Regions from separate parts of the Homo sapiens genome. Here region 1 is linked to region 2. The links are chromatin loops, found by intact Hi-C in ENCODE. Cell type or tissue: OCI-LY7. All regions are shown on one strand. Links, peaks and the distances in the headings refer to the core of each region. The heading gives the core; the rest is flanking DNA.

What was found. Hi-C counts contacts between places; a loop is a spot of excess contacts. Peaks named below come from ENCODE experiments on the same cell type or tissue, not always from the same donor. Only the 100,000 strongest peaks of a DNase experiment are listed, where the experiment ranks them.
Region 1: it touches region 2 in a loop (2.5-fold over the local background); 1 of 110 quality-filtered maps calls a loop at or near these places.

The regions. Positions count from the first base shown.
Region 1 is chr12:16,166,357-16,182,729 of GRCh38, reverse strand. All of the region lies in intron 1 of LOC101928362 (a long non-coding RNA gene), which reads right to left. Among named protein-coding and RNA genes, the nearest start is that of SLC15A5, 100 kb to the left of the region's middle. In OCI-LY7, for the core only: no CTCF peak of the experiment used is centred there; no DNase peak of the experiment used is centred there.
Region 2 is chr12:16,850,124-16,866,496 of GRCh38, reverse strand. The region is part of intron 4 of LOC105369677 (a long non-coding RNA gene); the gene reads left to right. Among named protein-coding and RNA genes, the nearest start is that of LMO3, 250 kb to the right of the region's middle. In OCI-LY7, for the core only: no CTCF peak of the experiment used is centred there; a DNase peak (open chromatin) is centred at 8,876; H3K4me3 peaks cover 1,042 bases; H3K27ac peaks cover 1,615 bases.

The sequences.
Region 1 (16,373 bases), core at 5,095-10,094, 680 kb after region 2:
AAGTGGGAGGGACTAGACAAGAGTTAGACAGCCCAATTAGGTGACTATTGCAATATCAGTAAAAGATAATGAGGTCCGGGTTAGGAAGGTATTACTCTGGATGGAGAAGAGGGGAAGAGCATAAGAGATTTAAAGATAGAATAATAGGAAGGAACCATTTATTGAATTTCCATTATGCATGTGATTATCTCTTGTGTAATTTTCACAATAAATTTATATCTTGGAATTATTGTATGCATTTTATTTATAAAGAATCTGAGACACAGAGAATTCAAGCTGCTCTCTAATTTTCCTGCAAGTAGAGCCAGGATTTGTAGTCTCCAGTACTGAAGCCCACACATTTAATTGCTAAGCTATACTGATTGGATGTGATGGTGACAAAGGAAAAAGGAGTCCAGGATCACTACTAGGTTTCTGGATTAAACAACTTAAGTGACTGGTAATGTGACAGAGATAAAGAAATGCAGGAGGATGGGGAGGTGGAATGGATAAGAACACATTGGTACATAATGAATTTGAGATGTCTGTAGGAAATTGAGTGGAGATTTCAGGTATCTTGTTGGTAATCTAAACAAAGCATAATGGGTTTTGTTCATATGGAAATGGGTTGGAGTCATCAAGCATTTATACTCAAGAAGGATCTTAGAAAATATCTAGCCAGAGTTTTATTTTATAAATGTCGAATTCTAGGCCCAGAGAGGTAATGTAACTTATCCCCAGGTAAACAGTTTTACCTACTTAGCTGGTAAAGCGTCCAGGACCACTGATTCTCAGTCCAGCCCAGTAAAGTATGTATTTCCCAAAGAATTATAAGGAAAAGAGAAAAGTTTTCATAATCCAATGCTGGATTTAACAAACTTAATTTAGTTTAATTTCTATAAGACTTCTCAGAAACTTTATTATATGCATTGGGAATTTGCTAAGAAATGGGTTTGCTATTCAGAGTCTTCTCAATTCATAAGGTGACATAATCCTTTACTCAGGGAGCATTTCTCAGCACTGGCCTTCTCTAGACACTTTGGAAAAGCTGGTAGGGTGGAAAGTGCATAGGCTTGGGAATCAGATAGCTTCGGATTTCAGCTAAGTCTCTACCAGGTAGTAGCTGGGAAGACTTTGGCATATTATTTAATCTCTGAACTGTAGTTTCCCTATCTGTAAAATAGGAGTAAGAATCTGGCCATCCAGGAGAATGGCGTGAACCCAGGAGGCGGAGCTTGCAGTCAGCCGAGATCGCGCCACTGCACTCCAGCCTGGGCGACAGAGCGAGACTCCGTCTCAAGAAAAAAAAAAAAAAATCTACCCATCACAGCACTTTGTACATTAACATACATAACACATGTGGCAAAGACCCTCAGACATAGAGACTGGCAATACAAATTAGTCACTTACTATTTTTCCTTCTCCTAAATCAGCAAATATTTATTTGATATTTTCTGTGCTTCCAAACCATTCATATCCATATATGTTAATTATTAACATATTTCTTACTACTATTTAAGAAAAACTGGCCGGGCGCGGTGGCTCACGCCTGTAATCCCAGCACTTTGGGAGGCTGAGGCGGGCGGATCACGAGGTCAGGAGATCAAGACCATCCTGGCTAACAAGGTGAAACCCCGTCTCTACTAAAAGTACAAAAAATTAGCTGGGCGTGGTGGTGGGCGCCTGCAGTCCCAGCTACTTGGGAGGCTGAGGCAGGAGAATGGAGTGAACCTGGGAGGCAGAGCTTGCAGTGAGCCGAGATAGTGCCACTACACTCCAGCCTGGTTGACAGAGCAAGACTCCATCTCAAAAAAAAAAAAAGAAAAAGAAAAAGAAAAAGAGAAAAACTAAAAGCATCTGTCTTTTCTATTTATTTTACTCCAAACAAAATTTTTATCCATCAATACCAATCACTTTGATACCAGACCCTAAGTGCATCCAATTGTAGGGCTAAAAGAGATGAAGCAGCAGAAATCTTATTTGTCAGAACAAAAAGTGCTGGTCAATTCATCACAACAAGTCTTCAGTCCGTGGAATTTGGAATTTCTCCAAATACACAAATAACAAGTCTCTTCTTCATTGGCACTGATAATTAAATTTAAAATGGAGTTAGAGCATCATACAGTCACCACATACAGATGCAAAGAAACAAATAAGGTCTCAATTGCCCATTGAATGCTTGCAGAAGAGTTGTTCTTTAAAAGAGTGCAAGGTTTGGTAGCATTCACTTTGTTCCTCTTTAGTGAACAGCAGTTGTTGAATTCATCTGTCTTCCTGCTTAAGCCTCTTAATAATGAGTGAAATTAAGTCCACTTATCTGCCATGTTTGCCAACAGGTATGCCCCATTCTTGTTTGGAAGGCATGCAGCAAGTCAGTAAACAGAATGTAGCCCACATTCTGTGAGTCTAACCTTAGAAAAGCACTACACAGGATATCAAAGAAACCAATCTCACCCTAAAGGCACTTAAAATCTCCTTTGCCAGACTGAATATTCATTAATGAAATAAATAAAAAATAAGTTGTATGATCAAGTGTTAAAATGCATGCTATAACAAAAGAAAGAAAATTAGACATTAGGCGTCACCTAATAGAAGCACACACCACCATCTAAGAAGTAGATTAAACCTCCTCCAGATCCAACTACCAATTTACAGGAAAGACAGGGGAGGTAGGAACATGTTAAATGACACTGCAGGGATGCAATAAGCAAAATAAAGACGAAGGGAGACTCACAAGATGAAAAACTCAATTTCTGTCACAAATACATTTTTTAAAAAAGAGAGAGAAGAGCCATCTTTAGATTAAAAGTTAAAATTATATCAACCAATTCCAATATTTGGATTTATTTAGATCTTTATTTAATAAAAGAAATGTTTTTAAAAATGGGTAAATCTGAAGAGATCATAATTGATAATATTAAGGAATTACTGATAATTGTAGGTGTGATGATGATGTGGTGATTATGGCTTTTTTAAAGGAATCTTATCTTTTGTATATCCACATAGAAACACTGATGAAAGAAATACCACAATGTCTAGGATCTGCTTCAAAATAATTTAACCTAAGGGGAAGTGGGTGAGAGTTTAGATAAATTACAATTGGCTGTGAATTGATAAATGAAATTAGGACTTGCATGCACAAAAGTTCACTGTGAAATCCTCAGTCCTTTTTGCATATTTTAGATATAATAGAGACTTTTTTAATGTGCTATAAATGCAGTCAGTATGTCAATGACATAGGCAATTAGTTGTTTAATAGACTTTTTTTGATAATCCAATTTTCTCGTCGAATGTTTGGAAGATCCACTGTCAAAACTAAGGGAAAAGGAAGAAGAAATAAAAAAACACATTGAATATATGCTTGCCCCAGATTTCAAAACTATAGTTAAATAATCTTCCCCAAATCTAACATAAAGGAACAACATCTAACTCTCACCCTTCCTATTGACTGTGCTGTCTTGAAGTGATGAATCCAAGTTAATAAAGATCAAATATTGCATGCGCTAGATGAATTTTGGTTTTTACCCTGAGGACATATAATAACTCTTTGGTGTCTGATGAAAGGAAGGCATGTACCCAGAGGAAGTCGCATATTATTAAGTATATTTCTTGGATTTTATTCTTTATCCTGAAAAGAATTTTGCTCCTATGTATAGCTGAATTGGATATGGATGAGGTTTAAACAACCAGAAATAAGTATTCTTCTCACCCCCACATATGCCAGTCATAAAAACAACTACTTCTGTGCAAATCTAGTTGAAGGTTAAAGACACGTTGGCTTAGAAATATTATAGGGAATGGGCCGGGGTGGTGGCTAATGCCTGTAATCCCAACACTTCAGGAGGCCACAGTGGGAGGATCATTTGGGGTCAGGAGTTCAAGACCAGCCTGGCCAACATGGCAAAACCCCGTCTCTACTAAAAATACAAAAATCAGCTGGGTGTGGTGGCACATGCCTGTAATCTCAGCTACTTGGGAGGCTGAGGCATGAGAATCACTTGAACTTGGAAGGTGGAAGTTGCAGTGAGCTGAAATCGCCCCATTGAACTGCAGCCTGGGTGACAGAGCAAGACTCCGTCTCCGGAAGAAAAAAAAAGGAAATATTACAGGTAAAATAAAAAGAAAGAAGGAAAAGGAAGGGAGTGACAGAAGAAGGGAGGGTGAAAGGAAAGAAAAGTTGACCCTTCTCAGCAGAATACAGAATATTTTAATTTAGTAAGTTTGGTGCAGCTGTTCTCATAAACCCATGAAGAATAAAGGCAATTGTCCATTAAAGATTTACCAGCCATTTCTAATCTTCACTGTGCAAAGTGTCCATTGGAGATTTCCCTGTACTAGTTGGTGACGAGTACTCTTCCTTTCAAAGTCATTTATGGTCACTGAGGAATCTGAATTGTAAGAAATGGATTGTTGGTTATACAACCAAAAATTTACATATGATTACTGACTTTGTTAGATCTCAACTTCTCCCAAAGCACTCTAACAGGACATTTAATATGTGCAAAAAAATGTTTAAGAAACTATCTGAAAAGTTAAATAAATGGCATCTTAAAACCAGATTACCTCCCTTAGCTTTTGAGAGCATAAAGGATGTTTACTTGGGAATTGTGACTTTTCCCTCTTAACCCACTATGTTCAGGTTTGCAAAAATGAAGACAGTAAAAAAACAATTATTTCCAGTCTTCTGAGATAGCTAAACTAGCAAAATCTAGAAAACTTGAGTAACACTCAGAAATACCAAGCCTAGCTCAAAGAGTTCAATTATTCATATTCACATTAATTATTTCAAAGATATCGATCGAGTGTGGTGGCTCATACCTATAATCCCAGCACTATGGGAGGCTAAAGCAGGAGAACTGCTTAAGGCCAGGAGTTTGAGACCAGCCTGGACAGCACAGTAAGATCCTATCTGTACAAAAATAAAAATAAAAAATTAGCCAGACACACTGGTGTGCCTGTATTGCTAGCTACTCAGGAGGCTGAAGCAGGAGGGTTGCTTGAGCCCAGGAGTTCAAGGCTGCAGTGAGCTATGATCACACCACTGCATTCTAGCCTGGGCAACAGGTGAGGTCATCTCAAAAAACAAACAAACAAAAATATTGACAACCTGATATGCCAAGCACAATACCTACTAATAAAATGGTGATGAGGACAGAACAGAAAAGACTCCTCATGGAGCACACAGTCTAAAGAAAAGTTAAGGTGGTCTCATCTGACACCTAAAAGATGAGCATAATTTAACCAAATGAGGTGGGACACTTGGCAGCCTCCTTACATGACTACAGAAACTCCTCAGAGATCTAGAATTATTCTTGCAGGGTCCCTGTGAAGAGGCCTTATCCTCTTCTCTCCACCTCATCCAGGATGAGTTTCAATGAGAGTAGAGAAGACTATAGAATCCTTACGTTATTCGGAGAACATAATAGAAGAGAAAACATATACCCTATGGAACTCTGGGAAATAGCATTTGCATTCATTCAGTCAGCCAGCCAATCAATCAATAAATATTCAGAGAGATCCTGTTGTGTGCCAGGCATACCTTTATAGGGTTGCTGTCGTTTTTTCTACACCACTAAAGCAAGGCAGCAATAGAGCCAAATGGCTTCAAGAAATGTCTGGGGCAGAGGATCCAAGAGTTCCCTAAGTCTCCAGCACCTCTAAAAGCTGTGGGAGATACACTGATCCTTCCCTCTTTCCCACATTTTTGTGAAACAGAAGTTAGCTCTAAAAGAGAGAGGAGAGTGGGAGTGAGAGCAAGAGAGAGAACAAGTGACCCCAAATGGGCTTGTAGTCATGACACAGGGGCAAGGCAGCAGGGAGCAGCGTGGAGGACCAAATGGAAGAATTGTGTATCTCAGGAGAGATCAGTGCAGGACAGGTAATGACCAAGGATAGATACTAACTCTCCTCTTCACTTGATTGAGACTGAAAACCTCACAGCTTAGATCAGCCCCAGGAAAAAGGAGAAATTAATGACTTGATGGAGCTTAGATCAGAAACAGAGCAAACTCAGAATTCACTTGGCTGGTAGTATTTATAACTGTGGAATAATAGAGTCTCTGAATGTGTATTTAGTAGAGCTACATAAAATAAAGCTACACAGGTATCTTTTTACACAACAAAGATACTTGAAAACACTGCAATCTGTACACAAGCTGGTATGTGTGCTTTTGTGTGTGTGTGTGTGTGTGTGTGTGTGTGTGTGTGTATTTTACAAGCATAACCAAATGTTCCTGAATATTGGAACCTTCAGAATAGTTACCTTGGGAGCCTCTACTTATGATGTTGTCATTTTTCACTCTTTCTTACACCTTCCGCATCATTTTATAAACCATACAAGAAGGTAAATTCTAGTAGTTTATATTGAGTCTCCATTTTTGATTACCAATTGTGGACAGAAGGAAAGAAGGAAGGAAGGAAGGAAGGAAGGGAGGGAGGGAGGGAGGGAGGGACTCAAATAATAGCTTTATTCACCAAACTTGGCACTTGTAGGCTTCTTGCAGTTCCCAAAACTCAACTGACAAATGTTTATTAGCTCTGTATATATTAAAAGAATAAAAGCGATCCCAAAGGTATTTAAGCAATGGCTACTGTGTTGCAATACATGTACTGTTAAGATGACTATTCTGAATGAAAACACTCATTTGGATTTGTTAGTACATTTGTGGGAAAATAAGGAACAACTCAAAAACAGCCACATCACAGTCATGTGTATTTAGGGCAGCAGCAAACATCTCATCTGCGACTGCATGGTTATTTCCCTTGAAGTCTCCTGCTCTCTGTCACTGTCTCTATCTGCACTTTGCCTTCTATTTCTCCACACTTTGAAAGGAGCCTTTTCCAAGGGCCTGCAACATTGGGACTGTCATGCAAGAAGAGAGGACAGCTTAAGAGGGCCTGGGTCACGCAGCCCCTGCTGTCTCTTAAGCAGGTATCTTTGCACTTTTACAAGCATTACTCTTAATCTCATTTTTCATTCCCATCTTGCAACTTTATGCCTTCCTATTGATCTTAGTTCTGCTGCTTAGAGACACCAATGAGAAATGCTGAGAACATTCAATAAATAAAAAATATCCATCCCCCTGTACGTGATTCCTCTTTAAAAATTTGCGCAAGTAAAATAGTGTTATTTCTGCTCCCTGTTAGTTCTTCAGACTAAAAGTTTATGCCCTGAATGTGGAATTAACATTAGGGGATGGAAAAAAGGTATTCTAAATTTCAAATCCCAATCCTGGTTCTGAGGTCCGTTGTTGCCTTTGAGAAGCTGCCTTCTATAATTATTGATTACCTCATACATACTATAATTGAAGTCACATCTACAAAGATCTCAGTTTAGATTGTAGCATATGTGATTTTTCCAGAAAGAGACATGCATTTATTTGCATCACTTCTATTTTTTAAAATTGTTTAAATGAAAAAACACTCTTCTACACCACTTATTTTGCTAGTTTGGACTTAACAGAGGATCTTGGTAGATTGGTGCATATTTTATTTAAATGGCCTTTTGTTTAAAAAATACACAAAAACAACTTCAGAGGAGTTTTTATCAAACAGGTGAACCAACTCAGAGATTAAAAGTATATCCCTCATCTCTGTACTATGAAAAATTCAGGTAAGTACCATGAAGTAGAATGAAAAGAATCCTGACATAGCCATCAGGGGCTATGGGTTCTGATATTAGTTTCCCGAGCTATGCAGATTTTATTTTACTCCTCCATGTCCTAATTCTATAACCTGTGAAAATAAAGGGGCTGATCTCTTCACTGGCACTAATAATTTTATTATTATTATATCATGAATAAAGAGTGAATATACATTTTCACAAGCATCTTGTTCCATTTCCTGACAACTTTAGCTATCTCTTTTCCTCATTTCTGAGTTGCCTAAGAGGGTTAAAAATATCCTGTCCACGGGTAGCAGAATACTGAGGAGTAGATGCGAGGGGTTACACTATGAAGCTGTGGCAATTGGGCTCTTTTAAGTTCTAAGGGATTAAAAAAAATACAATCTAACCTGGTGTAAAGAAAAATGGAATTTATTGGTTCATGCCATTGAAAAGTACCATTCGGGCTGAATTGTGCCCCCCTCTCAAATTTATAGGCTGAAGCCCTAATCCTCCCTCATTCACAAGTATGTGATTATATTTGGAGATCAGGTCTTTAAGGAGATAATTAAAGTTAAATGAGGTTATATGGAGGGGCCCCAATGCCAACTGACTGGGGTGCTTAAAGAAGAGGAAACTTGGACACCCAGAGAGACATCAGAGGCACGCATGCGCAGAGAAACGACCATGGTAAGAGGTAGAAAGAAGGTAACCACCTGCAAACCAATGACAGAGGCCTCGGAGGAAACCAACCCTGCCAGAACTTTAAACCTTGGACTTCTAAGCCTCCAGAAGTGTGAAAAAGTAAATTTCTGTTGTTTAAGTCACCTATTCTGTGGTATTTTTTTATGGCAGCCCTAGCAAATCAATACAAGTCACTTGCAGAGCTGGCTGTAAAATTTGCAGAATCCAGTGAAAAATGAAAATGTGGTTCTCCAACTTCAAAAAGTAGGAGAAAAGTGTGACTCACGATACTGAAATATAAGGCTCTTTTTTCCTCCTGTGGTCTCACTCTTACTTGTAATGGTGGTTTTGTTGTGCGGGTTTTCTGGAGTTTAGGGATGATTTTGGTTTTGCTACTTAAGTGTTTCTACACAAAGAAAAACTAAAATTTTTAGTTATCAGCATGAGTTTTACCATTTATCCGTATATTGTGCAAAATCAGTTTTAAATGTAAATACAAGAGCTCTTAAGTCATGTGTAGAACACTAAAATTGCTGAATTTATATTTCATAGCTCATACATGCATCTGTACATATATGTATCATTTTTACCAGAATAGTGGAAAAGCTTCAAAAACTAACTCAACTGTGATGTTATTTCACTTCTTGATACACATTCTGCCAACACCCTCTATTCTACATTCATCAATGAGTGAAGAAAGACTTAAAAGGATAAGCAACTCTGGGTTTTTCTTTCTTTCTCTTTCCATCTGTGTCATTATTATTTCCAGTGTAAATGATTGAGTAATACGGCGAAGTGATATAAAAGAAAGGTTCTAACAGGGCTCTTTGGCCATTTGTTTTTCTTAAAATGTCATGGCCTTCTTTCTGCATTTGAAGCAAGTTCTGATTCTAAGGGAAAGCATGGCTTTCCAGGTTGTCAGCACACCACTGTCTCAGCCATCAACATACCTCGTACTCACTTTGAGTCACTGAACCTCTGCACACTGGGGGCTGTAAGGGGCTGGCTGGAGGTCTGCACTCGTGGGTCACTATATGCAAATGGCATAGCAAGGAATGGCAGGCATGCTGATTTCATGTGCTCCTCTGTTCACATACATGCTCCATTGTCTCACTGGACTTTATTTACACAATACAAATTCAAACATAAAATGTATTAAGATTTTCAACATAGCAACAGCAGAGCATTGAACAAAGCACAAGGCCCTTCTGATCATGGAGCCCTGTGCAAACTGTACAGGATGTATGACGGTGAAGCCAGTTCCAGTCCCTTGAGTTATGGAAAACTCGTGATAATGTCAGGACCCAACGCCTCGTTTTCCATTATCTGCCTCTACTCTCCTTCATGTTGGCTTCATGCTGAGCCAGGCTCTTATTTCATGGTCACCAGATGGCTGCAGAAAACAAGCTAAAGAGAGCTTCTTTCTCACAAGTTCCAGCAACTGTCTCAGTACCTCTCATTGATTCCAGTGGGTCATGGGAATATTTCTGAGCCAATCACTGTGATCAGAGCAGTATAATTCTCTAATTACCCAGGGTTCTATCCCGCTGCCTGTCTCTGAAGCTGGAGACGACTACAGAGGAATGAAGACGGTGAATAGAAAGTTGAATAGAGTAGTCTACCAGAGGAAAATTGGAGTACAGTTGCCAAAAACAGGGTAAATGGATGCCAGGAAGCAAAATAAAATACATATTGGAGACCATTACAGAGGTCCAGATCTGGAATGTCAGGGTAGGAAGCTTAGTGCAATTAAGCAATTGTACTTGATTTTGGAACTGGAAAAGTCATGGAACTTATGCTGATTATTTGTCCATTCCAAGCTAGGACCACCAGGTAAGGTTGGTAGCACAACATATGCTGTGGCTCTTTTCTAAGAAGTTGTGGTATGTGTACAAATTCTGCTCCAAGATATTCCATTTGGGTGCTCCTTTTAGCATCTTCCCTGTATTCTCGACATTATCATTCCAAATTTGCCATCAAATTATCCTGAAACCCCTCAAAATCATTTCTATTTCCAACTTTTATACAAGAATTGCTTTCAAACATTGCAGTACCCAGCACAGCAATGGTTTTAGCTCTGTTCTATTCAGACTTTCCATGAGATGTTACCTCTGATGGAATGGTTTTTAGGACACCAGCCTGGGGATGGAGATGGTTAGCAGAAGGAGGTTGAGGCTGTGGAATTAGAGCAGAGGAGAAAGAGTGAAAACAGGAGGCCACATTTACATTTATGCACTGTGTTTCTTAGATTCTCCCCTGGACCTACTGTAATGGGAGCTTTGGTCCCACTCCGACATCCCACCCAAGGGTGCTTTACAAGTTCTCAAGGAAGAGCTTTCTCCACTCCATGTGAAATACGTCATTGTTGTGTCACATCTCCTCTCCAACACATACACTCCCTAAAAAGCCACTCAAGAGAGTCCTGTTAGCATAGCTGCAGCATGCACTCACAGTGAGACCACAACCACAAGGGTCCTGCTTCCCAGTGATCCAAAGACCACCCCAGGTATTACCATTGCCAGAGACCCTTGTCAGAACCCCTAGATATCTTGACTGCAAACAGTGTTACTCTGCTGGAGTCTTTTTGATGCTATATTCTGAAGCCCTCAATTTCCCAAAGCCATACTTTTGCTCCCTGCTGAAGGGTTTCCCCATTTTGTGCTCCACTCTGCCACACAAATACCAATGCAGAGCAGCCAGGCACTCTCAGGTCTTGTGAGATATCAGTGGAAAGAGGAAAATAGAAATAGTGGACACTACTATGTATGTACTCAAAGCTCTTTCAACTACCAAGGCTAGTAGTTAGAGCAAGCTTGGGTGCCTAGCACTCTCTTCTCCAAGAATTTCTTCCCTGGACAGAGAATGCACAGAGTTCATAGGTCTTTTGTACAAATAGGTTCCTGGTGAGTGACCTCACTGGCTTGGCCTTGCCAACAGGAGCAGATGTGACCAATGGCCTAGGTGACAGCAGCGTAGGCTCAAGCTTGGACCACTAGCAGTAAATTAATTCTGGTGATATATTTGACCAGGATAAGATCTGAGTTTGAAATCTCGTTCAGGATTGAGGAGTTCCAGGATTGTAGATCACAAAAATGTTGTTCTGTTTCTCATAGAAACTTCTGTCATAGGCCAGGTGCGGTGGCTCATGCCTGTAAGTAATCCCAACACTTTGGGAGGCCAAGGCAGGTAGATCACTTGAGTCCAGGTGTTTGAGACCAACCTGGCCAATATGGTGAAACCCCATCTCTACAAAAAATACAAAAATCAGCCTGGCTTGGTGACATGCATCTGTAGTCCCAGCTACTCAGGAGGCTGAGGTGGGAGGATCACTTGAGCCCAGGAGGGAGAGGTTGCAGTCAGTCTAGATCACACCACTGCATTCCAGCCTGGGTGACAGAGCAAGACTTAAAAAAAGAGACACTTCTATTGTAGAAAGTTGTTTTGGATTGAATTTAGTGCTCTTGAAACATCATGGAGCTGAGTTTATAGAAATGTAATTCTGAACAGGAAGTTAAATGTCATCTGGTTCAATTCCTTCTTCTTGGCATATAAAGAAACTTTTTTTTTTTTTTTAGGTAGTGGCAAGGCTGGAACTAGAATCCAGATAATTCTTTCTTTTCTCTCCTCATGGAAAAATCCCAAGAACAACAGGGTGAAGATTACTAACACTCATAAATTTGGCATCTGCCACATTTAGTCCTGGATTATGGAAAATTCACCCCTGTGCAATCTGGATCACTCCTTATTCTATACTTTCAGCAGAAAGATTGGAGAGAAACTGTCAAAATCCTGCAAACTTTCATGGGCTTCTATTCCCTAGGTCTGTACGACAAAGCTAAGGTCTAAACAGTGTACACCTTATTTCCAAAGCAGGCCTCTTCCAGTTTTTTCACTGAATTTTTCCTAATCTGTGATCCATCTAAAAGGAATTTTTTTCATGATTTTCTTTCTCACACCCATTCTATTTATCCTACAAACTAGGATATAACTCTAGAAAGTTAATGAACTTGCAGCTCTTTAAATTACACAGCCCTCTGTGATACAGCCTCACCTTCAAATGTAGTTCTCCAGAGGTAAGGAAGGGCTTCCAAAGAACAGAAAATAATAAAGGTTTAGGCCATTTTAATGATGAAGAGACTGTAGAAAAGTTAAGTGAGAGTCACAGAAAGACACTCTAGGGACACAACTGGGACCCATGTGATCTTGTCCCCAGGCTACTAGACAGAACCTATATATTATTCAAAGAATAATCCTGCTGGCTCTTGATCTCTCTATATAATGAGATAAAGATCAGACTCTTCTTGAGAGAAGTGTGTATATGTGTGTGTATGTGTATGTGTGTGTTTCGTTCACAGCATTTAGCTCAAATAAATATTTTGCTAATTGTTTATAACAAATGTAATCCTTCCTGAAAACTTACTAATGTCACTGAATTCTGCCTCCTTCTTTCTGACTAAATGAGGACCTATGAGACTAGTCCCCTGGGTCACCACTATGAGTGATTTAGTTGTCAGCCTTTCTACTTAAGCTGCCTACCTGGATCTCAATTAGTGCTAATTATTATAGGGACCTCATTACCCACGTGAGGAAATGTCTCCCCTGATAAAGTCTATGCTACAGAAAAAGAATTTAAGTGTGTCTGCTTTTGAATCAAACATCCAAATTTTCAGTGAGCCTGACATCTGATCTATGAATAGAGTAAGTGGTGAGACTCAACATGGTAAGAGTGTGCCCCTGTAGTACCAAGTCATGAAGACCCAAAGAGGGTTCTGGTAGGAGTATCTCCTACATTCACCAAGATAAGTTGCCATTGGCATCTGGCATAGCACTGACAGGAAGCCCATACCATTGCTCATGGAATAATGATCTCTCTTGTCCCCAGCTCTGCTACTCCTCCCCCTCTAAGTGCTCAGCTTCACCAGACCTGCCCCCAGTATTCAGTTGGACTTCTGCTGATGTTACCTCTAAGGTAGGGCTTCTCAACCTCAACGATACTGACATTTTAGACTGGATAATTCGTTGTTGGGGGTGGTTGTCCTGTGCACTTTAAGATTTTTTGTACTATCTCTGTCTTCTACTCACTGGATGCCACTAGCACTACCTAGTTGTGATAACAAACATATCTCAAGACATGGCCAAATGATTCCAGAGGAGCGGGGTCAAGACTACCCTTGTTTTGAGTACCAGCTCTTCTGGAGTCACAGAAAGTGGGGTCAGAAAGAAGCCACAAAGAAGCTGGTTCCTAGAGGATGATTTTTAACCTTTTGGTGTCCCAGTACTCTTACAGAATTTGGTGGGGCAAATATTTTTACCTAAGATCCATAAACGCACTTAAATATCTAGTACAAGTAAACTTTTATTTCAGAAACCCTCTGAAGCCCAAGAATTAATGATCTGGGGTACTAATTCCTTTATATTAATGCTGATATTTTTCATACAGGCTTCCCCAAGAAGCAAAGCAAAACAAAATCCAAAACAAAGTCTGAAAATGCAGAAGTTCCAATACAGAGAAGTTTACAAGATAGAGATATTTTTAAATAACTGAAGTCTAGTCACAAAATGGCTTGGCAAAATTTAAGGCCTCACAAGCTCTACATTTTTCCTTCTTTTCAGAGTGACCTCATCCCCTTTGCCTCATTTTCCAGCTTTACCTGCATCCTCGTCCTTCCCAGCCAAGCATCGATTAAAAGAGTAGTAATGGCTCACCTTTATCTAGCACTTTCTAAGCAGACACTGCTCTGAGCACTTTTACTTATATTCATTCGTTTCAACTTCACAACTCTATGAGACAAATACTATTATCATTCCCATTTTACAGATGAGGGGAACAAAACCACTTGGCGATTAAATCATTTTGCCAGAGTCACATAGCTAATAAGTGGCAGAGCCAAAAGTCAAACTTAGGCTGGTCCTAGAGTCCATGCTCTTGGCCCCTCTAACCTCCAAACTATGTGTGGCCCACAGTCCTAAATGCATACTGGGTAGTAGTTATCTGGTGGTGAAAGGAAATTTTCATATATCTCCCAGGATGTGTGAATACAGCAATCAATACTACAGACACTTAGCCAATTTTGTTTCCTCGCTGCCTCTCTCTACCCCCAGTATCCCTGTCTCATCACCTCTCTTCCCTTAGGAGGAACGTAAAGCTTTGTTTCCTCACAGCACCCTGACTAGTCTTCTCTAGTTAATTCAAATGACTCAGACATCATTCACCAATGTTTCTCAAAGTTTGTTCCAAGAACCATCTGAGTATGAGCCACAGGTAGTGATTATTAAAAGTACAGATTCTTGAGTCCTACCTTAGATCAACTGAATCAAAATCTCTAGGAATGAGGCCCAAGACGCTGTACTGTAAACAAGCTCTGTGAATGAATTTGCTGCACAAAAAATGAGCTCAATTGAGACTTTTGTGGTGGGTAATTCAACTGATTAGGGCCAATTAGGTTGAAGTTCATTTCTCAGACAGAAGAGCCAACTTTGCTTGGCAGTTTTATTCTGGCCCTTTCCTTAGTTATTTATTTATTTATTTAGCCATCTTCCAAATTATAAGCAGGTAGAACACATGAGGACATGAAGAGACAGTTTGGACAGACAAAGCCCAGCTAGTACCCAAACTGAAAAACTAATTTCAACTGCATCATTTTTATTGCAATGGGAAATATTCTTTTCCCGTTGGCAGTTATTGAATGAGTAAAAGGGTTTAACTATAATCAGGACATAGGATAAGTTTCCAAAAAAGGAAAACATCAATGAGACTTTATCCCAGTTCTTGGTAAACTCATGTCTGTGTCTTGGGTACAAGAATCTTAAAGGCAGCAGAGCTTGCACTTTCCTGCATGCAGAACCTTGCATGGTTACATTGCGAGGATACTGTTTTCCCAGCAGGAACTGAGTGCCGGACTGCTCCTTAGTTACAAACAAGCTTTACTGTTTTCCCCAAATGAAAATAAAATAGTCTAGTGATAGAATGGAATTAGAAAAAACAAAACGTCAATGAAAGCTCTCGATAGGCTAGCTAAGCCCAATTTACAAGAGTTATGCCTTGGCCATGGACCCCAATTGGATGATTTCTTTATCCACCCAACTCCTGAGCTACCAAATCTCTCAGCAGTTTAGACTCAACTGAGCCAAAGCTAAAGATTTAGAATCTTACTCTCAGTCATTCAAACCAGACTGTATCTCTAAGTTAATTTTTATTTAAGTTGCCAATGCCAGAAGTACTATCTGATTTTTTTTGGCGGGGAGGTGGTGGTGGGGATGTGTTGTTGCTGTTAAATTGCTAATCTATATAGAGATATTGGTGCTATTGTAGAGAATACATAGCCAAAAAACAAAGTTAGCTTCCTCCTTTGAGAAATATTAATTAGGAGCCTGGCAGTCAGTGTTTAGAAGGGAGCATGAGTACTCTCCCAGTAGATGAGCCCCAGTACTGTTTTCCCAGCAGGAACTGAGTGCCGGGACTGCTCCTTAGTTACAAGCAAGTTTTATTGTTTTCCCCAAACGAAAATAAAATAGTCTAGTGGTAGAATGGAATTAGAGAAACAAAACTTCATTTGAGAGCCTGATGGAGTCTTTTAGGAGAAGAAAATCCTGTTTTCCATATTCTCTTAATGTTTCAGACCCTAGGTGAAGAAGAAATGACCCAGATTCTACTGCACTTTGTCCTCTCCCTTTGACTTCTACGCTGCCAAGAGATTGATGGTGCAAAGTCACTTTGTCTCAACTTTGCACAGAGTTCTGTACTTCAGCTAGTCACCAGTAAAGAAATTCATTTCATTCACACTCTCCTTCCTTTTCTCTAAATCCTAAGAATTAGCTAAGTATCTGTAGTGCTTTCCTTTTAAGAAGGTTCCACTTTCCAAGGCTTTGGGATTTTTTTTCCTTTTTAGGTGAGGCATTCACTAGCTATGTATAATTCTTCCTTTGGGACAATTGCAAAGGGGGAGCTGATGTCGTTAAATAATTTTTATTAACTCTGAATAGATATTAAAATATATTGTAAGTAACACTAAATCCTTCTATTTCTATTGTAACTAAACCACAGATCTTTTGAAGTTATAAAATCCTTATTTAACTTTTAATTGCCTCCCAAATTCTTAAGAAATTT
Region 2 (16,373 bases), core at 6,493-11,492:
AATGAAAACCAAGGATGCTGAGACCTGAACGTCTACAGGAGGGAACACCAATGAGAACCAAGGCAATTTACATCACAGAACTCAGAACTTACTGTTGAAGATGGAGCTACAACCTGTTAGATTATTGAAAATGTGTATAAACAGACTTCAGATCTACTCTTTCTCAAAATGCACAGCCTGACAGAAGTCAGACTTTTCTGGAGATCTAGCATGAGAGAGTGTCTTGATTCTAGGGACATGGGGCAAAAAATTTCCCAACGCTTTTCATACTGGCAGCTTTCAGAAAGCTGACTGACATTTCACCTCTCTGTTTCTCTACTCCTACTAGCTAAGAATTAAGATTCCCTGTTGGGGAAATTGATCAGATGAGGAGAAATGGCAACAGAGATGACAATTTGAAGTCGCAAACAAAACAGCTAGGTTCTTATTCAATTATCTTTCTGTCAGACCCCCCAAGAAATAAGTTTCCTTCATTTATGCTGACCTTAAAATTAGCTTTTTACCACTCCAATCTTAAACATGAATGAAAAACCAAAAATCACTACATAATTTAAGAAACATAAAACAGGAAGAAGGGAAACAATATACAAACTGAAAGGATTACTAATGAAACAGATACTATACAGGGAATAGAAGAAAACTTAAAAGAAAAATAAACTGTGATTATTCCTAGAGTAGCATGTATGCATATATGTATATATAATGTTTTATGGAAGATATATATACATATATATCTTGACAGTAATAGAATAAAAAATACATAGACAAACAAGTTCAGAGAAAGGGGAAGGAAGTTTCAGCAGAAGGATGATGTCAACAACATTTTGAACATGTTGAAAGAATGGCAGAGCCATGATTGAATTACAACCAAGATATACACACACACACACACACACACACGCACATGCACTATCACTAGAGTAGTATACATATATTATGTTTTATGGAAGATATATATATGTTATTTTTATATATTTATATACAATATATGTATACTGCTCCAGGGATAGTGCATATATATTTATTATATTTTATGGAAAACATATATATAGATAGCTATCTTCCATAAAACAAGAACAAAATGCTATACTCCAGTGGTCACATACAATGATAGAACTGAGGTAATTAAAATTAAATTTCTTCATTTTTGTAATCACTATGCAATCATTATTTATTTTGAATCTTATATTTAAATCCAGGAATATGTAGTACAATAGGGACTGAAAACAGAAGCTACACCCAAAGACAGCTCAAATGATTCTGAAGTATTATGAACTTATCTCAAATGAGTGTACTGTGTCAGGAGGGAGGGAGCTAACTCTATAATTCAGAGTTCTCCACATTAATTTTTATGCATAATACAATATTTAATATGGGATCAGTAACATAGCATGTGCTAGTTTGAAGTTCACATATATATTATTAAAAGTCAACAGTAATCCTAGCAGTTGTTGAGAACTTTAAATAATAGTAGATTTAGGTGGACAATTGCTGGCACACTAGTCAAAATAAGAGTATCTTTTAGTAAGTTTTAATATGATTTAAAAATTCTCTTCAGACCATTCCTTATTGCCTGCACTGAGGAAGACGGCCCCATTGACCCACTCTTGGTACTCCAGCTCCTAGAACTAAAACATATGAGTTTCCAGATTGAAACGATTTACCAAATGCTCTGCAAAAATGAATGAAAAAAAATCCACTCTAAGACATCTCATTTTGAAATTACAGAATGCTTATGATAAAAAAAACTTTAACATTTAAGAGAGAAAATGCAGCCCATATACTAACAGATTGCTCAATAGCAACAATGAAAACTAGAAAATAATAGAAAAAATCCTTTAAAATTTTAAGAGAAATGTATTTCCAATCAGGATTCATAATCAAGCTGAAATATAGAAAGTATGAAGGAAGAATAATGACATTTTAATATAGCCATGTCAAAAAACATATTTTCAACGCACTTTTCTCAAGAAGCTATTAGAGGATGCTCTATGTACAAAATGAGGAAAGAAACAAAAAAAAAATAGGAAATGAGACGCAATACATAAAAGAAGAAAAAGGAATTCCCGAGTTGGTGAAGGGTGAGATCATATCTGAATGCCACTGGTTTAGAATAACAAACTGAGAAAAGTAGACGAGGGTCTTATGGAAGGAATTACCTAACAAATACTTGGAGTGAGTGTTTATCAGGTATACTTGACAGCATTTGCCTCAGCTCTCCTATTAGAGCATAGGCTACATGAAGTCATGAAACTGGTCTGCCTTATTAAACTATTGAGTCTCTAGAACATAGGCAGGCACTTCTTAATTATTTGCTGAAATTTAAGGGAACACTGACTTTTTAAAACCTTTGTTATCTTTCTGTTAGAAATATCTCCTTGAAAGGAGGATGAAAAAGGACATGCCTAACAGTGCATTTTCAAATCTGATTAAGCCTGCCATGAAAAAGGAAGAAAAGAAAATTGCAATTGTAAATGATACTGCAAATGATGCCAAATTGTACCCTTAAAGTATGAGTGCAAATTAAGCATATCTATCCAAACTTAAAATGCACCTACAGGTTGACTCAGCAATTTTCCTGTATCTGTATATAAAAGTGGTTTATACAAAGGTGCAATGTAAAAAAAATGGTCAGTGCAGCATTCTTTATTATAGCTAAAAACTGGAAACTTTTTTCATCTAAAGGGATCTGAGTAAATAAACTTTGGTACAGTGGGTTGTAATGTAGCTGTTAACACAAAATGAAGTAGATTTGAATGTGTTAACTTGGGAAGATCTCCCAAGATTTATCAATAAGTCAGGAAAGTAAGACGATAAAAAATAGAAATGGACTGATCCAATTTGTGCAAAGGAAAATATACACAACCAAAGTTGGACAATATATAGGTATCTTCTCCCACTATTAAATACAAATTATCAGTCACACATACCATGTGATGAATTAAAATAATTAGTACATTTAGATTATTCAGAGAGGTAACTACTGTTGTGCTGGCAAATGGTTAACTGACTCCTCAAGAAAAAATGTTGGAAAAAGATGTTCACTATGTGCTCTCCCAAGCCAGGCTGAGCCAGCACCAGAACATCTCTGGAGGTAACCCCAAGATAAGGGGTTTGTATTGCCAGAGCATATACGATCTCCACTCTCAGCCCTCGTAGCTCATTTTTATCTCTCCTGTTATCCAATAGTAAGGCCAGAAAGACCATTCAGCAGGGCAAAGTTTTCTGTGATGTTTAATTTCCCTATGAAGTTGGATGAGCAGAGCTGCTAAACAGCTTTTGCACTGAACAAAGATCAGGCAATTTACATGATTTTCCTTTGCCCCTTTTGGGCTGTTGGATGTGTTTGCATGTAGAGTAAAGAAAATATTAGGTATAACAAGAATGAGCTATCAAATTGATATTCCCTGACCTTTTGAAATGGAAAACACACCTTAAATTAACAACATGTATGGAATAAATGCAATGAGTTATGCCCTTTGACTTCAAACTATTTGCTTTCCAGATATGTGTGTATGACCATCAACTTTCTGACAGAAACCCTAATACTAGGTCTTTGAAAATCCCCACAGTAAATGCTTGGCTAAATAGCAAGAAAGGAGAAATGATCTTTCCTCTTAAGTGAGTGCTGATCCAGGCTGCAGTTTCTTCATTTGCTCAATGCAATGTCATCTACCTACCATCACATCTGGGCAAAGGTCATGCATCAACAATGTTTATCTATGTCTATGTTTATTCACAGCTGGAAGTAGGCAGGAAGGGTAGTTATGAAGAAGAAACTTGAGAAAAATTGCAAAAGGAGAAAGAAGGAGGATTTCTGTCATAATATATAAATCTTACCCCCTTTGATGAGTTCCTGACAGGCCCCACATAGGTGATCCTGTCATTGAAACTAGGATGTTTTTATAGGGGAGTAGGTAAATAATTGATAATTAAGGCTGAACAAAAAATATAAACCAAGGCTGTCCTGGACTACATAGGATATATGCTCACTTATCAATAAATGATATTACAATTAAGCACATAAAGTACATAAAGTTAAGAGTTGTAATTTGGTTCTTTCACTTAACAGTACAAAATCAGTGTCCCAAAGAAAATGATAATAGAATTTGGAAAGATGATTTGGAAAGAAAAAAATCTAATTACATGTGTAGTTAATACAAGGAAAATCAAATTCGTAGCATATGAAGTTAAAATATTTTTACCAAGTTGCAGAGCTACTCTAGGATGTTTTTAGAGAAAGGCAGACAGATAGGTGATAGATAGATAGATAGATAGATAGATAGATAGATAGATAGATAGACAGTTGAATTTTATTTTGCCAAAATAAATGCATTTCTAAAAAGATATTAACACAATGTTTATTGAATTTAATTATCCTTCAATTTTAATCATGAAACTAGATATGTGAGCCTTGAAAACATCTAGTGCCACACATGTAGTCAAATTACTTCTATAAATGCCACAATGTTAAAAATAGTATACTGAAAATGTAACCGAATTAATGTTAAAAGTCAATATTGTGCAAAGTTTTCTAAGTTTTTTCGAATATTTTAAACATTATTTTAAAGGCATAAAGCAAACGAAAGACATTTTAATCAAACAAACCACACTGTTCCAAATTGTAAGTTCTACATTCTCTCCGTCCTAACATCCTACAACAGAATAACCTTTCTTCTTTTTGGTTTATGAGACTGCATTTCACTATAATTTGTGGAAAGCTCTGACACAAAGAAATAAAAGAGTTTGATGGAGAATACACATTGGAAAATATTCAAAAATAAGAGATAGTCTCTCAAAATACAGCAATAAATTTATTTTGCTCCATCCCCATTTGTTGGAACTTATACAACTGTAAATAAACTAATAGACAATTATATTTGCCCTATATGCTGATGTAAGCAGAAGATTTTTAGGTCTCTCTATTCAATGAGGAAAACAGAAATTCTCTGATGTGATAATTCATTTAATTCATGTCAGAACAATGCCCTGAATTATCAATTTTGTAATGGTATATTTCTGTACATAGAGTTTCTGCATTACAACATGTACCTGTAAAACTTAAAAGGACTGTCAGTTTTCCCATTAGACAAAACTCTGTTCAGATCCTAGCCTGAGTAAAATGTCAGGTTCTGATCTCTAAAACCAAAGAGGAATGTGTAGTGCATAATCAAACTAAGTTTTACTTTGCTAAAGGCAGTAATAATTCATTTCAAGCGACTTCTTTGTCCAGGTCATGCAATCCCAACCAACCATGGCCAATTCTAGGGCTTCGGTGCAAACTGTGTTAGAAACACTATAGGATGATTTAAAAATATACTTGACTATTCAACATTCTTTCATTTCAAATGAAATTTTAATGTGCATAAATTAAGGACTAGAGTTTATAAATGCCCCAATGCTATTAACTGTAATATTTGTGAAAGATTATTCTATAATTATGTTTAAATTGATGGAACAAGTATATCTATAGACTCAAACCAGAATGGGGAAAAAATCATGACTTGAATGTAAATCTTAATTGACCTTATTAAAATAGTATCTGAGGAATTGAACAGGCAGATGAAACAGAAACTTTGTTTAATAAATAAATGCAGTGCTGCACTTAATAAAAAATGATTGTAAAGAAAATTTTTAGCCATCGTATTACTCACCTATTCATTCCAAAGTGTAATTGTCAGCTTTATTTTCCTATGCCAGAGTTAGTGGCTGCATCTTTGGGATATTTACAATTTGTGCAATTTATTGAGACAGATCCAATTCCTTTTTTATTTGTTTTCCCAAAGCACCTATTTTTTTACCTTTGCTGACCAGTGCAAAATCATCCTCACTAATGTTTATAAAATACCACATTATTGTTAGATATCGAATCCAAATGCAAGCACTGCAGGTTCTAACAGATAGGAGCTTGATGGAATCTGTCTTTAGATTGTGGCTTTCCAGACTGCCTAAGCATAGATTCTGTAAAATCAGTGACATGAAAGAATGGAATAAAAGAAAGACAGGTGTGTGTGTGTGTGTGTGTGTGTGTGTGTGTGTGTGTGTGTGTTCAGGGACAGATATGTGTTTGGGGGAAAGAGGCAGATGGATTAAAAAATAACAGAGGGAAAGAAAGGGAAATTCTAGTAAAGAAAACATTCTAAAACTCGAATGCAAAAATATTGCAGCATCTCATTTTCCCAATGGTTATTAGCCCATGTTAAGCCAGACATAAGAATAATTAAAATTTACATTAAGAAATAGGTTAAATTCATAATTTGAATATTTAAAGATATTTATAGCCATTTGTAGTCCAAATTCTTAGTGTTTATAAAGAATACTACATGTAATAGAAAATATCAACTACAAAAAAAGGAATTTAATTTTGTGTCTCCTAACTAAAATACGAAGAGGCGCCATTTCCCAGTAGTTAAGGGGCAATGGAATATTTTATTGCTATCCCATCATTCACTACTGAATTTCTACCTTCCTCTCCCACAGTGAAAATAAACTTAAGGACACTGGATGTTTGCTGGGCAGGGGCAGGGATTCCCTCTATTCTCTGCCCAGCAACATAGAAAAATGAGAACCAGATCTGCTTATTCTTCACACATGACCCATCTCCTATTTTAAAGAAGGAAATATACCAAAGAAAGAAGGAAACCAACACTGATTATATTGGTACCATATGCTAGGGATTATTCTAAGATCTTTACCTACATGAGCTCCTTTAATCCTCTCAATACCTTTCTGATGTAGTAATTACTCCCATTTCACTAATGAGAAAATTGAAGCTCTGAGAAGGTAAGCAAATTATCCAAGGTTATAGAGGAAGTAGGTGTAGACTAGAGAACACCCCATTAAGGATACCTTGCAAGCATCTAGATTGTTTCATATGTAAAGCTTAGAAGTAGATTATAATAAACACCTTATAATAGGACTTATAAGAAATTCAGAATATTTGAACATTATTAATGCATTGCTGCTTCATGTGAGTTTTATTTGTGTTACCATGAAATCAATATATAAATGTATTATTGGGGAAAAACGGGTTTATGAACATTTTATCTGCAAAAATCAGCTAAATGAATTATCTATGTAAAGGAGCAATTGAAATCCAGTTTGGGTTAAACAGCGATGGCCTAAAAACCACCAGATGTACCTGTTGATAAAGCATAGCTAAGTTTCCTAGATCTACTGCACAAAGGGCTAACTTTATGAAATTTCAGTTGCATCTTCATTTGGGGAATTAAGGGACAGGGATGGTTATAGGTTTTTTAAGATCTACATTGGATAACTTTAAGGCAAGTATGGATAGGTGGAGAACTGGTTGGGAATGGGTGGAATTTATGACATGATAGATTTGGATTTGTGGGCACAGCAAAGAGAGGTTCTCACCTAAATTGAGTCTTGATGAGCAAATTATTATACAATTTTCACTGGGTCACAGACTTATCTTCCAGTAGCAAGTATTTTCTAGAGCACACAACTGGGTTAAATTTTCTTTTTTCCGGGGTTGTTTACCACTGGGGCAGGAAATTATGATGGTTCCAGTTTTCACTTGTGTCATGCAAAATATAAAATGTTACAGTTTAACACTGAAGCCCATGCTCCTCTTGCTTTCTCATGCGTCTTCTGAAGAAGAGAGTAAAGCTCTCCAAGGGATGAGCCCTCAACACTCTGGCTTTACCTCAGTCTTTATAACCAGTTTCTCTGAGCTTTCATTCTTCCACTCATAGAAGAGACAAAAACATTCTTTCTTTTAAAAATAAGCTTACGGCTGGGCGCTGTGGCTCACGCCTGTAATCCCAGCACTTTGGGAGGCCGAGGCGGGTGGATCACAAGGTCAGGAGTTTGAGACCAACCTGGCCAAGATGGTGAAACCCCGTCTCTACTAAAAATAAAAAAAATTAGCCGGGCATGGTGGTGGTGCCTGTAGATCCAGCTGCTCAGGAGGCTGAGGCAGGAGAATTCCTTGAATCTGGGAGGCAGAGGTTGCAGTGAGCCGAGATCATGCCACTACACTCTAGCCTGGGTGATAGAGTGAGACTCCATCTCAAAAAATAAAAATAAAAACAAGCTTACTTCTCTGAGGACTAGAATGTGTATCTTCATTATTTTTTCAGGACTAGGCTTATTCCCAGTGACTTTTCTTTCTCCCTTTGCCTTGCCCTTGGAGTTTTAACATAAATAAACCTGTGGTCTGTTTTGTTTTGTTTTTTTCTTTTTAAAAAGATCTAACAAACAAACCTTTTTTAAACCAAAGACATCAAAACATATGAGTTTGAATGCACTAGTTCTCTAGCAGAGAAAAATCTAGGAAGTTCATGTCAATATTCCATATATTTTCCCAAAAGCCTGGAACAGTAAGGAAAGTGAGTTCTCAAAATCTTTATAGAGCAGTATCCCTACTAGTTATGGAAAAACAGAAACAAAAAAACAACTATCCATTTGGATGGTGGAGGCAGGTGCCTTTTTCATGAAAAGAGACTTCTAAGAAATAAGGGATCATAAACTTATTTTATGTTGCTTAGTATGAACCCTGGATGAATTACATAGTTATAGGCAAATATAAATACTACTGAGTTAGGCCCAGAGTCGGTCCTGAAAGAGACAGAAAGTCCTGCAGAGCAAACTGTTTAGATAACTAGAATTAAGGCCAAACTCAAGGGTGACTTTCTCCCAGTGCTATAGCACCAAGAGGGGTGATGACTCTATATTGCTTAAACACATGGGAAGGAGTGTGTCTGTGTGTGTGTGTGCATGTGTGTGTGTGTGTGTATTAGAGACAGAGAGAGAATGCCAGGATGAGGAGAAGTTTCCACAGATCAAAAAAGCTTGTATTTTTCCACCATCACAGTTTCTGGGGGTAGTCCAGAAGCTTTCAAAATAATAACCAGTTTCTGTTCCCCTTTCTGAGGGAAGCTGCTACAGGTAGTTTTCTCAGCTATTCTGGTGTTAGATGATTATACCAGAAAACTGTGACTGAATTGAAAGCAGCCCAATAGGGATATTCCATTTTGAATGATTATTAATCTACCTAGTTAGCAATCTGTGCTTAAAAAGTTGACAGAAGAACCAAATTATACTAGCATGACAGGACCAGGTGGGCAGAGTGGCTAAGGCTGCTGCAGTATCCTCAAACTTCCCTGTAATTAGCTTTCAAACCTCCAAGATCCAAGTTAATTCATTTCCTTCGTGAGCCACGCCTGTGTAAGTAGCTTAATGTAAAAACAAACAAAACAAAAGGAAAGCACAATACTCAGGGAAGACTACAGAGCCATCAGTTGGCATAAAACTGGGCCCCAGCCTCTCCTGAACAGCTTGACAGGCCCTCGTTCAACCAACTTGTCCAGCACAATCAAAGGCCAGGTTACAAGTAGATTGCTAAGGTAGCAAAACATCCAAAGACATTTTCCCTACTGTAGATCCGGCTGAAGCAGAAAAGTTTTGTAAATATCCATGACCAGGGGCAACCAGTGTGTTTTCCCACACCAGAAAAACATACAAAAGCCTGAAGAAAAAAGGTGCATTTAGGGCAAGGTGAGGAGAAGCAAGAGCAATAGATTCTGAGCATTGATGTAAGTCTGAAAAAACTCCAAATTCTCTGTAAGCTGCTCTCTTTTTCCTATTGTTTCCCAGAGGGGAAAAGCAGAGAAATTTCAGCTAGATTTGTAAATTCAAGAGCAGAGTTTTACCTTCCCAAAATGTAGTCTGGAAGGACAATATGTTTGGGGAAAAAGTATCTAATAGGGTACCTGAGAGGTAGATTAGCAATGAGTCTACATGAAGTCCAAAGGAGCTCAGGGTGGTCTCCCAAACAGATGCAAATCTCAGCCTGTTGCCAAGAGACAGTCACATTTTCACACGTCCGTGAGAAGGCAAATATATTTCAGCTGGTAGAAAGATTTTGTGAAGAGATAGGAAAGGCTTGGTCAGGGTAAGAAGATGCCACCACCCCATGGAAGATTCAGCCTGGATTACCCCACAGAACATGTTTACACATCAGCCAGTGCGCGCATGGCGGACGGCAAGCACTCCGGGGACAGACAAGAGAACAAATCCCAATGGATGCCAATGATGAACAAACTGACCATGGACTAAACGCCTGACCCAGAAGCCAAGAGACATCTGTGGGATCTTTGAAGTTACACTGAGGAAAATGTGTGAAGACGTAAATCACGAGTTTACCTGGGTTTAATCGTAAAATGTCTAAGAAAACTAAACTGTTGGGTTCATCTGGAAATGAGTAAATTTTCTGCCATCAGTAGAGATGGGAGCTGAAGACAAAGCTTAATTATAGAACATCCAATTTCATCTTCTGTGTGGTTGAGTGTTTGGTTTGTAAAGACCACATTCACTGAAAGGGAAATTTGAGACAAAAGAAACCAGTACCCTTGTCTACTCCTGGTGAATCCTAACAATCACACTATGCAGCAAATACCACTTGGTACATTTCAGACCGGAGAAAACTGAGGTTAAGAGAGGTTAAGTAACTCACATGCATAGCTAGTCAATAGAACCAAAGTTAAAAATGAGAGATCTATGAATCCACAGCCTATTTTTTCTAACATATTGGGAGTTATTAATATCCTGTTTTAAAATTACCCCATAATCCTTGGCAGCACTCATCTAGTATTTTTTAATTGATTTCCAAAATTCTAGAGCAGATTATTAAGTGTTTGTTTTATTTTAGCATAAAGCACCTCTTCCGATAAAATATATGAAATTCTTAAATCTATATATGTGTGAACACACACATACACACAGGCGCATCTGCTCACATACATATACATATAATATAAAATGGAGCTACTCTGGATGACTGAGGGGTTTGGGGACATCGGGGTCTACTGCAGCACTCCATCAATTTCAGCGGTGATCACTAAAGTACTTTCTCAGGGCTATCTTAGAAATTCTAATATACTCTCCTTCAGAGAGAGTTGGGCATATTTATACACCAACTATCTCTCTACCTGGTGCCTTCATTCTCATCTACTACCACTTCACTGAAATTGATCTCTGAAAGGTTTAAAATCATCTCCTTTTGGTCAAATTCAATGGACTTTTATATATTTTATTTATTCAAAACTTTTACTGCAATTAAATCTTATGCTCCTTGCAGTTTTCTTCTCTTTTTTGTTTCAGAGCATGTCAATTCATTAGTTCCCCAAATGCTCTGGCCAGTTATTCTACCTTTTAGGCAGTCTCGATGGCTCCTCCTGATTTCTAACTGGAAATGCCCCTTAAGACTTAAACCCTCACTCTGATCCTCTGTACTTCCACACATTTTCTCAAAGAGCTTTTTTTTTTTCCCCAAAGCTTCATTTATGACCTTTTGGTGATAATCCAAATTATAAACCTCTATCCTTTCTCCCTATAGACTTGAAATGCCAAAAACCTACCAATAATATTCACTGCTGTCCCACCAAACTTCAAAAAGCCCCAATCTGCCTTGCTTTCACAGATGTTTTATTTCAACGTCAGCATCATTTTTCTATCTCCCAGAAGTAAAAACCTAAAGGCACATGTTACTCTTTTCTTTCCTCCCAATCAATATCCAATCTGTCACATTATTTTAGCAAATCTTCCTTCAGAATATCTCTCAGATTCATCCCTTTCTCTTTACTCTGGCACTGGCATTACTCTTGCATAACCTCACATCTGGTTTGCTGCAACCGTTTCCTGCCTTATTATTTTTCTATTTCTATTATCTCCACACTCTCCTTCATCCTGCAGGTAAATACCTAATTAATCTTCATGCACCTCCATCCTTTCTACCAGTGCTCTATACTCTGGTTCTTTCCTATCTATTCAGTCATGTTGCCTTCCTCTTCCCATCACTCATTTCCTCTACTATCTCATGATCTCCCAACTAGCTGGTGTGCATGCCATGCTCATGCTGGGTTCTGTTGCTTCCTACAATCTGTTCCTCTGTTTATCCAAATAATGCATAAAGCTTTTCTCAATGTCTTTACTGCCCCCTCTCCAATTCTTACCTAGGACTTTTATTATGCTTTTCAGCAAATCATAGTTTAACTCAAAAAGATTCCCTTACCCTTATAGGTTTGAGAGAGAGAGTGTGTGTGTGTCTGTGTGTGTGTGTGTGTGTGTGTGTGTGTGTGTGTTTCCCTTTGAGGGCAGGAATCACATGATACATATTTTATATCCCCTACAGCACCTAGCACAGTGTTGAGCACATGATTGATACAGTCATCTGACCCCACTCTCACTCCACGTTGTTGTCTGTCCTTTTCCCCAGTAGGAATTGCTGAATGATCACCATCCTTCTCACATCATATTTTACAGAGAAAACAAAAGCTATTGAGTGAGAATACTCTCTCAGGTCTTCAGCACCCTTCAAAATCTCCCTCTACCATTTATCAATATGTTCCTCCTTTCTGTCTATTCAAAGAAAAGTATATTCTTAACCAAGTTTAATCTGTCTACATACATTTGATCCCGTTCTTTCCTGGTTGCCTGAATTTTGCTTTGTCAATTATTTCCTTTTGTCTTTTATGTTTTCAGTTCCATTCTTTCCTCTTATATCTTCCCCTCAATCTGCATACAAACTCAGGCAGGTCTTCAAATCCCCAAAGTGTCATTGCCACCCATTCCAGCCCATTGCTTTTCTACCTTCCCCCACAAGGTTTGTCTAAGTGCAGCAAACCACACACACCGCTTCCATACTTCCCTGTCACTGCCTAATCTGCCTTCTATGCCCCTCTACTACTCAAACTGCCTCTAACGCAAAACCAGGGAGGACATTGCCCTAACCAGTGCCCTCTCCTTAGCTCCCACACAATTGGAATTCTCAATAGCTGTCAAGTCTTTTTGGTTCACTCCCTCTTTAAAAAGGTTCTTCCTTCACTTAGAATACCGTACTCTTCTGCTTCTATTCTTCTTTTGTCTTCTTTTTGTCCCCTTTTCTCCCTTTTCTTCATCAATTCCTGTTCTCCTTTCTTTCCCAATGGCAGGATATTTCCCAAAAGAGATACCAGGAACTTTGCTGTGGAGCTGATGGGTTCGAGTGAGAGAGATATTGAGTCTCTTAGCCTTTAGGGAGGTGCAGAGGAGCAGGTCTCAGGGAGCTGGTGACCCACAGCCATAAACAGTGTTGTCAGCTTGGCACAGTGTACCCTGCAAAAGTTAACATTTCATGACTTATTGTTAGGTATTTGGAAAGCACTGCCCTAAGATTCCATTCTAAACACTTTTCTCATCTCCAATCAAAGTAAAGTTTCCTAACTAAAATAAATAGTTTTTCATTTATTTTTCTTAAAAAATTAATTAAAAACTCTTTGTTGCCTTCAAAGACAGCCAAAATCTTTAGTGTGAAATTCCAAGCTATTCATAATCAAACCCAATTCCACTTTTTAAGTTGGATTTTCTATTATTTTCTTCCATGCAACTTACCATGTAGCAGACTGTCAACCGTAATGTGCAATTTTACATTTGAGTGCTTTTATTTATGGTCTTACTCATTTCTCTATTGAACTCTTAAGACGCACCTCTTTTGTGCAAACTTCCCTTAATCCCTTTGTTAGAATGGGTAACTTTATTTTATATATTCCCATGGTATTTTTACAAGACTTGGGCATATTTATACACCACACTGGTCTCTTTACTTGATGCCTTCATTCTTGTCTACTCCTATGACTGAAACTGAAACTGATCTCTCTGAAAGATTTAAAATCATCTCCATTTGGCTAAATTCAAATTTTATATATTCACAATCTTTACTGCAATTAAATCTTTTAATCCTGTAAGCCACCATTTTAAATGTCTGATTCATATTTTCAACTACTTGGCAACATTAAGTGAACAAGTTCCATGTGTATACAAATAGGTTTGCCATGATTACAAATTTTACCTTCATTTTAGAACAAACTTATATACACAAGAGGCTTTTGTGCAAGCTATTTAGGTATTTGCAAAAAAAATCCATATATATATATATCAAATATAATCCTGTCTTTTATCTCTATAAAGTATTTCTCCTACTTTTCTCACAGTTTCTCTGCCTCCATTTCCCCTACCTGAGAACTAAATAAAATAATTTATGTAAAAGCACTTTTATGTAAGTAGAAGGCACTATACAGATGTCTGATATTACTATTGCATGCAGCCTAGCTGTTACAATTTCAAAAAGATTTGTTTCATTGTAGCTAAGTCCACAGATGCTAAAGGAAATATAGCACTGAGGCAATCATTGGATATTTCAAGCCAAATCAATAGTTATACCCTAAATCGATAGAAAATTGAAGCAAATGTGTTTTGTTTTAAATTATTCAGACAGTTGTTTCAATTCTAAACTTTGTATAGGTAAAAATTATGTCAGATAACCTTGCTTTTAATACAATCATAACTTCACTTCAAATATACAATCATAACTTCACTTCAAAAATAAAATACTGTGGAAAATTACATTCTAAACTTTCTAAAATGTATTTCTTTGCCAGTTAAAAAATGTTTGCTCTTTTCTTTTAATATCATTACCCTGAATAATGGTTTACATGTTTAAGTTTTTGGATATGTAAATGCAATTCAATTAAAACCAAACACATTTAACAAATATTTAGTAAATGACAATGTGCAAAGTCGCTTTGCTATGTGCCATGTATTAAAACAAATTATCACAAGATCTCTATCACTTGAGAGCATTCAAAAGAAACAGGAATATAAATAAACTGTAATTGAAGGGATGATAAAATAAGGCCTATAGTCAAATTATAACCAAAGACAGTGTGATCAGTGCTGATTAGATGGGGCAATAGATGGGGCCAAGTATATTGCAAGGAAGATATCATAGAGGAGATAGCCTTTGAATTTGTCCACATATTTTACTTTGGGTCTATAAAAATGTTCAAGGTCAGAAGGAGAGCAACTTTTGCTTTTCCCATTATAACCATATTTTTCAACTTAGATGGAAACAGTTCCAGGGCAATTCACCCCCTCGTGGCTTTATATCTATGTGTGTGTATCTTTGAGAAGTGGGATTAGAGAGAAACCTGCAGGCATATTAATAAATAAATTTCACATGCTGTTAGATATTAAGTAAACATACAGATAAATATTCCTCTAGGGGTTATGATCTTATAACCTGGAGATTTCCAATTTGGCACCAGTGACATATAGTTACTTCCCATGGGGGTTTTCAGTATATTAATTCTCATATTTTCAATTTAAAAATCCATTCTATCCAGGTTTACTTGATGTACTTCATAGATGATTTAATGTATTACTTCTATATAAACAAAGTAAATTACAAGAAGTTTGCACTTTTCATGTCGGTTCTTATTTTCTATCATTTGAAACATACCACAATGTCCAGTATAAATACTCAGCACCAAACCATTGAAAACACTAACGATCATCTATGTAGCTAAAAGGGCTTAGGCTTTTGAAATGTACACATTGGGCAATAGGCAATCATTCAAAGCTCCAATATTAATTAATTACATATTTGAAATTTTCAATAGGGATACAGAAAAGTCTGCCAAATTGATTATTAAAAAGTTTCAGTCGAGCGCTAGTATGCCAATTTAATATTGTGAAAGATATATATGGTTTTGTCGCTGTCCGCTAACATACAACTACTTATATTCTTGGAATCTCCAAAGTGATAAATGTCTTTTGCATGCTAATGAGTCGACTGGTGGCTGGCAGCCCCCTAGGTTGCTTCTGGATCTGATCGAGCTGGTTACCAAGACCAAGGCAGGATTAGAAGGGTGGGACTTTCAGCCCCACACTCCAACATCATAGAGAAGAGGAGCTAAAGATTAAGTTGATCACCAATGGCCAATGGTTTAATCAATCATACCTAAGTAATAAAGCTTCCATAAAAATCCAAAAGGACAGGTTCAGGGAGCTTCCCGATAGCTCACCAAGTGGAGGTTCCTGGAGGGTGGCACACCAAGAGAGGGCATGGAAACTCCACACCCCTTCCCCCATACCTCATCCCATGTGACTCTTCATCTCTATCCTTTATAATACCCTTTATAATAAACTGGTAAATGCATTTCCAGGAGTTTTCTGAGCTGCTTTAGCAAAATAATCAAACCCCAGGAGGAAATTGTGGGATCTCCAATTTACCGCTGGTCAGTCAGAAGCACACGTAAAACAATCTGGAGCTTGCGATTGGCATCAGAAGCGGAGGCAGTCCTGTGAGACTGAGACCTCAACCTGTGCACGATCTATCTTCATACGCTGTCTTAATGTGGGTAGTTTTGGAATCAAACTAGGTTGGAGGAGACCAACCGGTGTCCACTACAGAATTGATTGCTTGCTTGATGAGTGGGAAGAAACCCTTCCACATTTGGTCACAGAAATCTTCTGTGTTGATTGTTGTATAAGAGCAGAAGAAAGCCAGTTTTGTTTGTTGTTCATTTTTT